2 separate regions of the Mus musculus genome follow, and region 1 is linked to region 2. Evidence: chromatin loops called from intact Hi-C (ENCODE). Cell type or tissue: heart. All regions are shown on one strand.

The links. Peaks named below come from ENCODE experiments on the same cell type or tissue, not always from the same donor. Only the 100,000 strongest peaks of a DNase experiment are listed, where the experiment ranks them.
Region 1: it touches region 2 in a loop (2.7-fold over the local background); 3 of 42 quality-filtered maps call a loop at or near these places.

The regions. Positions count from the first base shown.
Region 1 is chr4:63,009,472-63,011,971 of GRCm38, reverse strand. The region is part of intron 1 of Zfp618 (zinc finger protein 618); the gene reads right to left. Among named protein-coding and RNA genes, the nearest start is that of Gm30764, 31 kb to the right of the region's middle. In heart, no CTCF peak of the experiment used is centred here; a DNase peak (open chromatin) is centred at 1,511.
Region 2 is chr4:63,083,615-63,086,114 of GRCm38, reverse strand. All of the region lies in intron 3 of Zfp618 (zinc finger protein 618), which reads right to left. Among named protein-coding and RNA genes, the nearest start is that of Ambp, 69 kb to the left of the region's middle. In heart, a CTCF peak has its summit at 1,230; a DNase peak (open chromatin) is centred at 1,444.

The sequences.
Region 1 (2,500 bases), 74 kb after region 2:
GAACATATCCCTTCAACAGACAAGAGGCTAGAACATCTTCAGATCTCTGACCTTGGGAAAATCCTTCCACCCTAGGAATCCTAAGATACCCGAACAGGACCTCTCACATCACTAACAACAACCTGTTTCAAGGCCAGCTTTCCTGTATGCTCTGTAAGCCTTCACTCTGAAGCCCAGAGCAGTATCTATGTGTGTAATACTGACCCAATGAGGAAACAGAGCAGAGAACTGGAGAGAAGTACCTATAGTCACCAAGTAGAAACAAGACATGGGGTGCACACAACAGGTCACAAAGTTCCAACCTTGGCCTGATGGACTCCAAAGCACTATAATAAATCAGTATATACGTTCAAGTACCAAACAACGGCAAAACAGTTGAATGTGATCTGAGGCAAGTTCTAAACAATGCCAGGTCTGAATCGCAAAGAAAGCTGCTGTCCGTGTGCACAGCTTGGAGTGAGACCAGCAGAGGTCCCACTGTAACTACCCAACAGATGTCCACTTGAGAGGAACTGCTAGGTACCATCCTCAGATAGTATAAAAGGAACAGCTGAGAAGGCTACAGCAAGCTAGCAGACCTATGATAGGTACCTCTAAGACTAAATCCTATGATGACTGTCACCAACTCTCAATGGCACAGCCCTTCTCATGGGCCAGACATTGTGCCTGGCACTTCAAACTAACTCACTGTCTCCTCTGGTCATCTACGAAGAGGCTGCTGGTTCATGCCCACCTCACAGGCATGCAAACTGAGGACATTCTTATACCTTGGCCCCAACACTGCTGTGACAGCCCCCTGTGGGGTGTACCTTATGGTTCTCTACCTTCTGTCTCTACCTTCAGCCAGAAGCACAGGACCAGAGCCACTTAGCTATGTATTAACAGCTTCTTGCGGAGTGAAAACAAGACATCACAGAGGTGGTTCCTATTGCCAAGACAACTGGCTGAGGGAAGCAGGTTGGAAACATGGGGGCAATAAATGTAGGGAGGGTGACCTCATTAGAGACTGGGACCTCCTCCCAAACTAGATCCCAGGAGCTACAGTGTTCACATCCAGACCAAAACTTCTCACTGCCTAATTCTAACCAGGTGTTCAGTCCCCTGCTCAACATGGTTCAGCCCAGCACAGCCCAGGTGAAGTTGCAGCACTTACAGGTGTCATCATCCTAGAGGTGATGTGATTCTTTTGGGCCAGCTCTACTGTGGACTGAATAATATTTTTATGATCATTAAACTTCTCCTCTGTGCCCTATGAAGAGTGGATCACTTCCCTTTCTCTGGACCTCAGTTTCTCCTTTTACAGAGTTAGGCCATATATCCCCACCTCCCCCACTTCCCAAGACCCATGTGCAGCAGAATAAGGGAGACCTCAGCCCTCCACCAGGCAAACCGAGTAGCTGGATGAAGGCAGTGCTGGTGTGGCTGTGGCCCAAGGGGAAGGTTCCGCTTCGCAAAGGCTTCATGTTGCTTGAGGAAGACCTGGCAACAGGAGACCAGGAGCCAGCCAGGCCTCTCTTGACTGTGAAGTGGCAACAACTTGCCAAGTTCTCTACTGGCACCAGAGTTTGCCAGGAGGGATGACTAGAAGGCCTACCAGCCAGTTTCCTCTTCAGGGACATGCATACTTTAACACTCGTGTACATACCACACACATACACACACACACACACACACACACACACACACACACCTCATAAATAGAAATCTGATTATCACTGGCTTTTTCTTAGCCAATGTGACTGAGTTTTAAATCTTTCATAAAGAAATACTCATAAAATATTCAAGTGAGTCCTGCCTGACACTGGAGACTACAAGTGGCTTCAGGCAACCTAAACCACACACTCCATGGGACCCCAGGAGCTCTGCCGTTTGCCACAGAGCAGCATGCCCACCATGGCTGGGGTTCAACAGAGCCTTTGGCAGGGACTGGGCTGTCTCAGGTTCTCAGCTGCCAGCTTGTTCCCCAGTGCACTGTGTGCTTGGCTATAGCTCTACATGATTGGGAAGCCCTGGGCTCCTGTCAAACCATTAACATGGATAATAAGACTAACAGCAAATGAGAGAACATAGATTCCCCTTCCACTGGCAATGGCTTTTTCAGACCTTGGAGGGGAAGCAAGCCAGGGGATGGAAGCCAGCCTATGGAAGCTGGCTGCCACATCTTCCTTTCCAGATTCCTCCTCATAACTGTTCACCCAGCAATGATGCCTCGTGAGCCTACTGTGTACCTTGACACTATATACAGCAGGAATACACTCATGAACAATATAGGCAGAACTCTCCCCTTGCTTCCTGGCTGAGGTACAAGGAGAGCTAGGAGCACCCTCTCAAGACCTAGATTGCCTATAAGGGTTCTATATAGATGGCGATTTGTCTAAAAGACAGATGGACTTTGTGATGGAGCTGCTACTAGCCAAATGTGCAACAACGTAAGCCAATCCCAGCACTTGGGAGGCAGAGGCAGGCGGATTTCTGAGTTCGAGGCCAGCCTGGTCTACAA
Region 2 (2,500 bases):
TGAGGTATATTTATAATCCTAGCACTCCAGAGGTCAGAGTAGATAGATCCCCGGTGCTGGCTGGTCAGCCAGGTTATTATACTTGGTAAGTTCTGGGCCAACAAGAGACCCTGCCTGGATCCAAAAGAGGAGGGGTGCTGGTACCTGAGGAATGATACCTGAATACCTGAGGTTGTGTTATGGCCTCTACACACACACACACACACACACACACACACACGCACACGCACACGCACACGCACATCTAACAGAGCTGTAAATGAAGAAGCCATTAAGAACATAGAACCTCGCCTGGTTTTTTTTTTTTTTTTTTTGGCATACATCTTGGAAGGAGTCAAAGAATCAAGTGACACCATGAAGCAAACCCCATGGTCTTCGGCTCCCTGTTCACACACCCCAGCTCTCCAAGCCCTTTCCCTGCAAACAATAGAAATCATCATGAAATGAAGGCCAAGCCCGGTCTCATTCTACACGTAAGAAATCCTCATTCACAGATACACGAGCCGATCGAGAAAGACGGGCAGCCGTTAACTGTTTCACCGAGAAGGGTGTCTTGGATAATTTTTTATTTTTACACTTACTATTTATCTAAATTTGTTCTTGACAAATTGCAGCCTAATCACAACTCAATCTGGGGGAAAAATTAAGAGGTTTTTAAATGCAGAGCTTTATGATCCCAGGGAAAAAATTTTCCCCCAGAAATTTCTATTTCAATTTATGTACCTCTTGTTGTGGCAGATGAGTGTGAAACGGTGATCAATAAAAGACTTTCAAGCATAAAAATATATTACATTAGGAAAAAACCCTGTGGGGGTGGGTGGGCTAGAAATGGCCGTTCAAGGAGAGAAAAAAAAGGAAGATATAAAATCTCTGTCTGCTAAAGATGAGCTTGTTCAGATGTTTCTTTAAAGTGACAATGGCAGGCCCTAAAAAGCAGTGGCATTGTGATTATTTGCAAAATGCCACTTTAAAAAAGCAATACAATATCCTAGGAATTATAACATTGCAATTGGTAAAAAAAAAAAATGAAAAGATGTTCTTTTTGGAGGCCTAAACTGAGGGTGTTTGATATCCTGACCTGCGAGATTTGTCTCATCACCACAGTCATCCTGGAGGTGTTGATGCCTTGTGCCAGAGCCTAGCTTGTCTTTTAGTCCACCTTTAAAGCTATTCTCACAACACTGCTTCCTTCTTGTCCCAATGACCCAGCATATATATTCCACCGAGCATTCCAGACACAGTGGGGCAGACTCGAGCTCTTCTAACATACAGCCGGGATCCCTTTTCAACAGGGATTCTCCACCCGTACCCCTTCCCGGTTTACCCCAGATGGAGAGCCAACAGTGGAGAAAACTGGGTCTGGAGGGCAGCCAGCCCTGCGCCTTCCCTTGTGGTTACAGCAAAACCTAAGTGTTGGTTCTGGCACGCTCAGGCACCTAGATCTGCCAATAGCCTACTGAAATAGGAAACTCACTATCAGCTGGCATTACCCAGTAAGACCTGGCACCTCTCCTCCTGGATTTGTCAAGGACTGAAGCCCACGTGGCTGTGTCTGAGCTTCCATGGAACTCATCACTCCATCCAGAGCTACAGCCCCGTGGCTTCCACATGACTGGGGTTCCCTCTTCTTCCTCCACTCCCCATCCCAGGATGGCTTTGTGCATGCAGTGTGCCTAGGACACCTCCCTGCACTATCTAGTTTCCACATGACCCTTGATTCTTGTAGTGGGACCAGCCACCATCCTTGTCCACCTCCGGGACCAGAAACTCATTCTCTCACAGGTTTTATTTGGTTATCAAATCATTTCTGTCACGAATGACTTCCTGGCCACTCCATACTGGTTGGACCTCCTGGAATATGTCTGTTTAGTGTCCCCAAATACTGTATGTTGTGAGTATCTAGCCTCCATCACCCTGCTCCCTGTCCCCTATAGGCCCCTTTGCTTCTCCAGGAAACAATTCTTGCTTGCCCACGTGCCCCTCTCTATAATGCATTAACACCTGGGAATGACCTGGTTGGCTCAGTAGTCACAAGAAGCAGAGTCTGTCTCCATGAACATGGGATACCCAGGCTCTGGTTGGTTCCACAGCACACTCACTCCATGATGGTAACTTTTGAAAACCAGAATGAGTGCCTGCCACCCTTATCTCTTGGGACCAGGCAATGGTCTACCATGATGTCCTAGATGAGGTAAACACAAGTGGCCATCCTACTCTCCATCTAGCATGATGACAGCAAACAGGTCCCATTTCCAATTTCCTGATTCCAGCTGATTGGCAGTGCACTTCACTATATTGAGGATTTTGCAGAACAGTGTACAGGGGTCAGTTAATGATGCTAACACAAACCTGGAATTGGGAGTGGCAACAGGGGTGCCTGCATGTGTCATTCTGCATAAAGGAGCTAAAACCTTACGTGTTCCAGCCCCTCCCCAGGCTTTAGGGCAAAGCTGTACCTACAGCATGTCAGATGGGCCAGGCATCGGTTAACACATCGATT